3 separate regions of the Homo sapiens genome follow, and regions 1 and 2 are each linked to region 3. A link is a contact called in ENCODE Hi-C or POLR2A ChIA-PET data. All regions are on one chromosome and are shown on one strand. The core of a region is the stretch at or near the end of the contact, and the rest is flanking DNA. Distances in the headings are between cores, read along the strand shown. Region 1 overlaps LRP5 (LDL receptor related protein 5). Region 2 overlaps LRP5 (LDL receptor related protein 5). Region 3 holds the start of KMT5B (lysine methyltransferase 5B).

Region 1 (3,060 bases), core at 334-2,833, 190 kb after region 3:
CCTCAGACAACAGAACTCTCCCCTTTAAACACGTGCTGTCAGAGGGTGGGTCTTGGGCTCATGTCTGTTTGCACAGCCGAGTCAGAGGAAACACAGGGTTCTTCATAAAAACACTGCACAGCAGGCGACTGTCCAGAGTCAGCCTGCAGGACGGCAGCAGCCCTGCCCCTCAGAGCACAGCTAGGGTGGGCTGCTTTGGGATCTCCCGTCATTCCCTCCCAGCTGGCAGCCGGCGGCCGGCCCATTCCTTGGTGTGCTGGTCAGGGGGGCGTGCGCCTGCTCTGCTCACCCTGGGAATGGGACAGAAGCTGGCAGCTCGGAGAGGACAGGGCTGGACCCTTGGGTGGCCTCTGGCTGGACCATCTCATTGTCCTCAGACACAGCCTCTCGGGTCTAGTTTCATTTCCTGAAAAACAAGTGCACAGAACTAGAGCAGGAGTCGAGAGCTACGGCCCCCGGGCCAGATCCAGCCCTGCCACCTGTTTTCACACCATGCTCAAGCTGAGTGGGTTTTACATTTTTTAATTACTTGAAAAAAAAAAAGCCAAAGGAGGTTTCATGACCCATGAAAATTATATGGAATTCAAAAAAAAAAAATTATATGGAATTCAAATTTCAGTGTCCATAAATAATTTCTTGAGACAGGGTCTCGCTCTGTCACCCAGGCTGGAGTGCAGTGCTATGGCATGGCTCGCTGTACCCTTGACCTCCCAGGCTCAAGCGATCCTCCTGTCTCAGCCTCCTGAGTAGCGGGGACTACGGGTGTGTGCCACCAAGCCCGGCTAATTTTTTTTTAATTTTAGTAAAGACAGGGTCTTTCTATGTTGCCCAGGCTTTTCTGGAACTCCATCTTGGCCTCCCAAAGTGCTGGGATTACAGGCTCGAGCCACGGAGCCCAGCCTGTTTTTGTTTTTTCACTGATAAAGTTTTGCCGGGTGTGGTAGTGTGTGCCTCTAGCGATTTGGGAGGCTGAGGTGGGAGGATCGCTTAAGCCCAGGAGTTTGAGGCTGGGCTCAAGTGATCAGGAGGTGAACTATGATCATGTCATTGCATTCCAGCCTGGGTGACAGAGCAAGAACCTATCTCTTAAAAATATATATTTAAAAAGTATTGGGTGTGGTGGCTCACGCCTGTGGTCCCAGCTACTTAGGCATCTGAGGTGGGAGGATGGCTTGAGCCCAGGAGTTTGAGGTTGCAGCGAGCCAAGATCGTGTCACTACACTCTAGCCTGGGTGACAGAGCCCAGACCCTGCCTCTTTAAAAAAAAAAACCAAAAAACATGTATTGGAACACAGCCATGCCTGTTCAGTCACGTGCTCTCCATGCTGCTTTCTGCTCCAGAGACCCTTATGGCCTGAAAGCTGAAAATATTTTCTATCCTTTACAAAAAAGTTTGCTGACCTCTGTCCTGGAAAATTCATCTCCCAAGTTCTCTTCCGGCACTGGCGTTCCTGGGTGTCCTAAATTTGGCCCCTGTTATTTCTGAACTCTGTTTTGGCTCTGTTCCCTCCCAGGAGCCAGGACAGGCACGTTCTCTGCATCTTGTCCCCTGACGCCCAGAGGCTTGGCTCGGCTCAGGCATTCTTGGAAATATCTGGCTCCAGGAAAGGCAGAGGCCTCCTGAGTCGGCCCAGAGGGAACCTGCCCCAGGTCTGGGGGAGGCCTGACCCAGCAGAGTGGCTTTTGCCGATGGGTTGGGCCGGTCAAGATGTGCTGAAAGTTGTCCTCAGAAGGCCACTTTGGGATTCCTTCCTCCAGTATTAGAGCAACTGAGAGCTGCTCATTGCAAGCCTGATGTTTTCCCAGTTGGCCGGGTCCACCGGGTGCCCTGGGATTCTGCGATCTGGGTGGAAAGTAGGGGGCTTGGGGGAGTGTCCTGGGTTCTGGAATCCAGGTGGCAAGTGGTGAGGTTCAGGGAGTGGCTTCTGAGCCACCATAGGGGTCTCTGTGGGAGGCTCTGCCCATCCAGGAGATTCCGCAGGCCCTGCCGGCCCAGAGCCAGCGTCTTGCGCTTGCCGAGGCTACAGCCAGCCCCAGCCGGGTGGAACAGCCCGTCGCCTCCTCTCACTTTGTTTTGGGGCCACCTGGGAGTGTGGAGCAAGGGTAGAGAGGGAGGAAGTGGCTGCCGGCCGCTGCCCAGCACCCTTGTTTGCCTTGGGCCCTCTGTGGGCTCCTTTTTATTGCTCTTCAATGAAGCCAGGGAAATGGACTTCCTTGCCTCACTTCAGTTCAACATGTCTGGAAGTTTGGTATTAAAATTAAGAAAGTGTGGAAATAGAGCAAGAAGAGAAAAATCTCTCCAAGAGATAATAGTGACCTCTGAGCTGGGCGCGGTGGCTCACGCCTGTAAATCCCAGTACTTTGGGAGGCTGAGGCGGGCAGATCACCTGAGGTCGGGAGTTTGTGACCGGCCTGACCAAGATGGAGAAACCCCGTCTCTACTAAAAATAAATAAATAAATAAATAAATACAAAATTAGCCAGGCATGGTGGCGCCTGCCTATAATCCCAGCTAAGGCAGGAGAATCGCTTGAACCTGGGAGGCAAAGGTTGCAGTGAGCCAAGATCACGCCATTGCACTCTAGTCTGGGCAACAAGAGTGAAACTCCGTCTCAAAAAAAATAAATAAATAAAAAATAAAAATAATGACCTCTGGCCAGGTGTGGCAGCTCATACCCGTAATCCCAGCACTTTGGAAGGAAGGCCGAGATGGGCAGATTGCTTTAGCACAGGAGTTTGAGACCAGCCTGGCCAACATGGTGGAACCCCATCTCTACAAAAATAGAATAAAATTTAAGAGGTAATAGTGACCTTTTGGTAGATCGAAACCTGGATTGCTTTCTTTTTCTAAATGCTGATTCTTTTCTTTGTGGTGTTTGTGTTCTGTGCCGATGTCCCTCCCCCAGCCCTGTTATTGTGAGTGGAAGAAGGGGAAAGGGTTCGCCCGCTACTGTGAGCCCCTCCTCTCACGCTGGGTGTCCTTGGAGAAGCCTGCACTTCTTCATTGTACGCCAGGGCTGGGTCCCTCCCTGGAGTGGTTCTGTGCTGCTGGGATGGGGCC
Region 2 (2,899 bases), core at 6-2,505, 160 kb after region 3:
ATTTGGGAGACTGAGGCAAGAGAACATGTTGCCCTGGGAGCTTTTGTTAAGGGTCCCTGTGTGGCTCCCTCACGTATCAGAGTTCCAGGAACGGGTGTGGGCCCTGATAAAATCCCAGACTCATGGCTCAGTGAAGTCGCACAGCTGGACAAGCTTGGAGACCCCCAAATAACTTGCCCAGGCTACCCTGGCTTGCAAAGGGCCACTGCTCATCCAGGGGTGACGGAGCCGTGCTGGGTGCCTGGCATCCAGTGGGTGCCCAGTGTCCAGCTGCCATGTCCACTGTCCATGCCCTTATCACCTTCATGTTGTCACCATGACCGGCGCCTTAGGTGCTGTGGCTGGTGCCAGGCCCGTGAGAGCTGGGGCAGGTTCACTCAGGGTCCAGGTTTGCCTGCATCGTCCCAGAATCCTCCCATACCTGGGGGAGTGGGCTGTCAGTGGGAGCCAGTAAAGGGGCGTTGATTTCTTTCCCAACCAGAAGAGGCAGGGGCTATAGACTTAGGTGGAGCCCCTGGCTCTTTGCTGGCTCCCAGGGTTCTAACAGCTGGGCCTTCTGAGCCCTGGGGACTGGCTGCTCGTGGCTGAGCCCTTCAAGGGCATTGCGCTCCTTCTGCAAATGTAATTCCCAGTCTCCATGTCCAGGCCCAGAGCAGCCCTGGGGAGTCCTCAGGGCTCATTTTCCTGCAAGCGGGGGAGAGGGGGGGACAGGCCCTGTGGTGATTAGAGGAGGCTGCCTGCGCTCACAGGGGGTGGTTAGGCTACCCAGAGGAGGAGGCCCCTGCAGGCTGGCAGGGGGCCTGGTGGCTCTGGCCCCAGCCCTGGGCTCTGTGGCATGGAGCTGACACCACAGACACCTGTGGGGTTGGACCGCTGGACTAGCAGCGAGCCCTGCCCTTCCAGTTGGATAGCTTTTCCATTCCAGAGCCGTCAGGGCCGCAGGGCTGAGCACGCAGCTCCACGCTCCCTAGAGACTCAGCCGTCAGGGGTCACCTTTCTCTAGTCTTGTGGGAACTGTTTTTGCCCTCAGCCGTGAGAGGCACTTTTACACATAACTCAGTTGGAGCATGACTGGCACGCAGGAGAAAAACATTTTGTGTCATTTATAGGCCCTGCTTGGGCGAGACTCTGGGCCGGGAACGTCCACATGCAGCCAGTGTGGGGACTGTTTTACTCTGAGCCTGAATCTTTCTGCTTTGGTTCCAGATGCCGTGTGTAGGGTGTTCTGTCAAAGGGAGGAAAAAGCTCCTCAATGAGACAGAAAGATGCAACTGGGAGTCTGGTTTTGCATGAGGACGTGAGCGTTTCAGTTCACTTTTTTTTGTAAGCATGGTTCCCCAGTCTGACCTCAGAGCTGCCTGGAGATGGGCCCCACCCGCTTCCCGTTAATTAACAGGCTGGTGCTCGGTGTGGATGCTGGCTCCTCCGTCTCCCTGCCCTGGGCCCTTTTGAAGCTGAAGTGTTCCAGGGGCAGCTGGTGTGGAAATAGAGTTTTCTAGAGGTTTTAGAGTTGAGAAGAAACCTAAACTCTTCTTAGAAGCATTTCAAGGGTTTGTCACCAGGATGGCTCTCTGCAAATTTGAGGTGGTTCTAGAAGATCTTCCCATATTTCTTAATCCAGAGGGAGATGGGGATGGGCGAGAAACGGCTTTGTCCTTAAGGAAGTCATGTTCTGGTTGGAGGACAGGCACGGCCTAGCATTGAAGCTGGTGAGTCAGAGCCGGACCTGTGAGCGGGGCCAGAATGGGGCGCGGGCTTCAGACTTCACAAAGCAGACCACGCGGCAGCCTGGGGCTTTAGTATCCAAATGTCCTGCCCTCCAGGTTTCATTCCTTGCCGTAAAATATCACGTTAAAGGAAAATGTTTTGTTAAAAGACCACAGTCCTGTCACCTGAGCACAGTCGCTGTTCTCGGTTCCTCTGTGGCTTTCCAGGCTGCAGGTGCCCATTGGTATTGCGGCCGTGCGCCCGGCGGGCATGAATTAGCTGTGCCGCCTGGCTGCTGACGGGACGCCTCGCCTCGACTGAAAACTACCTGGAGCTGCTCACCCAGGGGCAACGTGAAGAAAACGTGAAATTCTGTCGCTTGTTGCAGCTGACAGCACGGCTGTGAGGTCCCAGTGGGCAGAGGCCTCGTGCAGGGCACCTCACCAGCCGGGATGTCAGAGCTGGCCAGAAGGAGCGGTGCCCATGGAGGGCTGCCAGTGCCCAGAGAGCCTTCCGAGGTGTCACGTTGGGCAGTGAAATTCAGAGTCGGGCAGAGGAGGCCCTGGGGTCACACAGGGATCTCCTCCAGGCTATGGGTTGGTGAGGTCCAGTGTCCGGGGGTGAAGGATAGAGGCTCTGTGGTGAGGGCTCTGGAGCTGGCCCTGGGCTAGCGGAAACGCAGGTAACGAAGGAGGCTGTGCTGGTGGGACTTGTGCCTGTTCCCGAGGGAGGCATTGTGAGTGATGTTTAGGCCAAGAGGATTCAGGATGGAAGACATGGCTTGGTTTGTAGTTGGGAGCCGGCCAAGGAGTGGTGTTGAGAAAGTGCAGTGTCAGGCAGACCCGGGACCGTGGCGGTGAGGAGGTGCAGTGTCAGGCAGACCCGGGACCGTGGTGATGAGGAAATGCAGTGTCAGGCAGACCCGGGACTGTGGTGATGAGGAAATGCAGTGTCAGGCAGACCCGGGACTGTGGTGGTGGTGAGGAGGTGCAGTGTCAGGCAGACCCGGGACCGTGGTGGTGTTGAGGAGGTGCAGTGTCAGGCAGACCCGGGACCGTGGCGGCGAGGAGGTGCAGCGTCAGGCGGACCCGGGACCGTGGCGGCGAGGAGGTGCAGTGTCAGGCAGACCGGGGACTTGGAGCACCTAGTTCCACTTGCGGGCTGACCTTCTATTTTTTGTCATCGTGTTGGG
Region 3 (2,827 bases), core at 299-2,798:
GCCGGGCAGGGCACGGCCGACAGGGACCAGGTATGGGAAGCTATTGGAGCCAGAGCTTGGGAGAGGGACCAGAATGTCGAATGTTTAGAGATTACAAAGTGAAAAATGGGCTGGAGTTCCCACACAAGCCGGGATTAGAGCGTTTGTGGACTCTAACCTGGGAATATAAGGCGCTCCAAGAGGGACAGGGCCACACCTCTGGTTCAAATTGCTAAACCTTCAGATACACAATAAATCTGTATTTACAGCAAGCGGCAATTTATGTATTTCAACATGCACACATTATCTGTAATTATTTCAGGTAAAAATGGTTTCCTCCTCTTTTGAAAATACTTCTTTTTACTACTAATTATCAATATTATAGGCGTGTTCTCAATATTAAAGACTAAAGGAAAAAAGTTATAGCTGGCAACTGCTTCCTCTAAAGATCCTACACAGCAAAGTTCAGACCTGTATGGCCATCCTCAACTACACTTTATATCAAACTGGTTTAAATCGAAAAAGGTCCACATCACAAAGAACCACAATCAATCAAATTAATTCACCTGCCCTCTATTCTAAGGAAAACTCCCCCCACTCCAGGTAAATTTCATTTGGCAAATTCTTAAAAATTAACTTCAAAGAACACATGTTCACCTCCCCAGTATTCCGAAAGTTCCACCACTTAATAAATCGTTAAGTTACTGTTCCAGACCCGGGTCCAATAAACCCAAATAGACTGAATTTCTCAGCACCCAACTTGTTTCTATCTTAATCCAGCAAGTTGCATCGAGTTGTCATTGTTCCTCCTTCCAAGGCGGAGGTGACAACGGTGCACATCATCCGCGAATACGTGGAAGGACAGACACACACCAGGGGACGCAGGGAGAGCGGATAAAGCACAAAGGGGACGCAGCGGCCGCGGGGTCGCCGGGCCACGGCCAGGGGCGCCGTCGGGGAGGAGGGTGGGCTGCAGGACGAGCTCGGGAGGGCTCCGAAATGCGCTCGGGCCAAAACAAAAACAAAAAGTTCAGCGCGGCAGTGGGAGCAGATTGGGCGAGACGGTTCACGGCTGCCCATTGGAGAAAAGGGAAAACAGAGTCCCCCAATCGCGAGCGGCGGGGCTGCTCCCCTCGTGCGGCCGCGGGCCCGGCCCCGACGCTGCCCGGCGGCCGCTACCGCTCCCTTCCGGCCGCGGCCACCACTGCAGGCCCCGCGCCGGCCCCGCACCGGCCCGGCCGCAGCCCCGCCCCCCGCGCCCGGCCGCTTGCGCCCGGCCCCGGCCCCACCCGCCCTGGCCCCGGAGCCCTGCGACCGGCCTGGGCCCGCGGTCCCCCACGTCCCTGCCCGCCCCGTCACCGAGGCCGCCCCCCGCACACCCTCGCCGGCGCCCGCCCCTCCCCCGACTCACCGCCTGCGCCGCCCCGCTCCTCCTCGGGGCGCGTCCCAGGCCCCGCTGCCCGGCCGCTGCGATGCGGGGCCGCGCCGCCGGGCCCCGCGTCCCAGTCCCCCCCAGAAAATTAATCACCAAAAATAATTCCAGAGAAAAATGGAGAGTAAAATCCAAGATGGCGGCGCGGGCCGCAGCACCGCTCGCTCCCTCCGCTGACGGGAAAAATGAGTCCCCGCAGCGTCCGAGCCCCCCGCCCCCAACCGGCCGCCGCCGCCGCCGTCGCGCCCCCCGCGCCCCCGGCCTCGGCTCGCTGCGCCCCCGGCGCCCGCCCCCGCGCCCCGCCACCCGGGGCCTCACCTCGCCTCGCGCACGGCCGCCCGTACGAAAACCGTCCGCCGGCTTCAGGACTCCGCGTCCCAGGTCCGTGCGCCGCGCGGTGCCGCCTCCGGTTCCCGGGCGTCCTCACCTCATCGCCCCGCTGCCCTGCCGCCCGCACCGCCGCCGCGTCGCCGCCCCCGGTGAGCCGCCTGGACCCCGCCCGGGCACGGTGGAAGGATACGAAAAGAAGGCCGCGGCCTCGACGGCGGAGGGACACCGTGCGGCGCAGCTGCCACAGTGTGCGCGCGCCTCCCGCCAGGCCCAGCCGCCGCGGCGCTTCCACGGGGCTCTGTGCGGGACGCGGGCACGCGCGGGGAGCGAGTTCTGTGCCGGGCGCTCCCGACGGCGGAGGGACAAAGGGCGATTCAGAGCGAGCCGTCGCCTCCCCTCGTGGCGGAGGGATTCGCGGCCGGCCGGTAGGCGGCTGGGATCCCTCCGCCCTCGCTGCCCTTTAAATCGCGGCTGAGGCGGCGTCGCCCGCGCCCCGCGGGCGCCACGTTAGGGTCCCCTGCGGCCCTTACGCGACCGCATTCCGGTCCCGGTCCCCGCGGGACCGCGGCAGCTGTCCCGGGCCCTGGGTCTTTGCACACCTGCCCCTACCAGGGACGGCTCTAGAGCCAGCCTCTCGGACTGCAGCCCTGGGGAAGGGGACCCCCCCCCCTCCCGCCGCGCGTCCCAGTTGCTCCGAGGGAGGTGGCCCCGGGCAGACGAGCGTTTTTGTTGTGGGAATGGGGGTCACTGGCAGCAGATGCACCCTAAGACCGTGTGGGCAGGCTGAGCGTTCCTGCGCGGAGCATGCGAGGGAGGAGGAGAGCGGGCGCGCCTTGGCCTGGCCCCCCGCGGGCCCCGCCGCCCCCAGCACCCACTATGTGCCCCGCGCCGTGCTCCGCTCCACTCCGGGTGTGCCCTGCGCGCTGGCCGTGCGATCCCTCCTCGGGGATCCCGGGCTGGCGGGGAGATCCTGAGGGACCGGGCCGCCTGCGAGCCGGGGAGCTGCGAAGCTTGCCTGGGCATCGATCTTGTAGTCCAGACAACAGAACGATGAGCGCGCTCCCGGCCCCTGCGGGGCTGCCCAGG

The links. Hi-C counts contacts between places; a loop is a spot of excess contacts on that map. ChIA-PET counts read pairs that join two places held with the same protein, here RNA polymerase II (POLR2A). Pooled maps may share reads with other maps.
Region 1: a loop to region 3 is called in a map of heart left ventricle, with 2.1 times the contacts of the local background. The contact joins the enhancer-like site here to the promoter of KMT5B in region 3. A Hi-C loop is called at or near these places in 15 of 168 maps with a recorded cell type or tissue (B cell, Caco-2, IMR-90 and 12 more), 18 of 37 single-sample maps with no recorded cell type and 25 of 50 pooled maps. POLR2A ChIA-PET finds 5 or more read pairs at or near these places in 2 of 52 experiments (H1 and HepG2).
Region 2: a loop to region 3 is called in a map of posterior cingulate gyrus, with 2.4 times the contacts of the local background. The contact joins the enhancer-like site here to the promoter of KMT5B in region 3. A Hi-C loop is called at or near these places in 16 of 168 maps with a recorded cell type or tissue (B cell, Caco-2, IMR-90 and 13 more), 21 of 37 single-sample maps with no recorded cell type and 28 of 50 pooled maps. POLR2A ChIA-PET finds 5 or more read pairs at or near these places in 2 of 52 experiments (HepG2 and IMR-90).

What each region holds. Positions count from the first base shown.
Region 1 is chr11:68,398,116-68,401,175 of GRCh38, forward strand. All of the region lies in intron 7 of LRP5 (LDL receptor related protein 5), which reads left to right. Among named protein-coding and RNA genes, the nearest start is that of PPP6R3, 61 kb to the right of the region's middle. Within about 2 kb of position 1,584, at least 17 of the 41 ENCODE cell types and tissues checked have a DNase peak (open chromatin) inside an H3K27ac peak, as active enhancers do; they include ascending aorta, heart left ventricle, heart right ventricle and 1 more, where a contact is called at or near this core.
Region 2 is chr11:68,369,661-68,372,559 of GRCh38, forward strand. All of the region lies in intron 5 of LRP5 (LDL receptor related protein 5), which reads left to right. Among named protein-coding and RNA genes, the nearest start is that of LRP5, 59 kb to the left of the region's middle. RefSeq lists an enhancer at 1,575-1,624. Within about 2 kb of position 1,256, at least 17 of the 41 ENCODE cell types and tissues checked have a DNase peak (open chromatin) inside an H3K27ac peak, as active enhancers do; they include B cell, OCI-LY7, ascending aorta and 3 more, where a contact is called at or near this core.
Region 3 is chr11:68,211,748-68,214,574 of GRCh38, forward strand. KMT5B (lysine methyltransferase 5B) reads right to left here and starts at 1,549. Exons shown (of 11, transcript NM_017635.5): 1 at 1,391-1,549. RefSeq lists silencers at 786-1,255, 1,841-2,280, 2,391-2,530 and an enhancer at 2,227-2,827.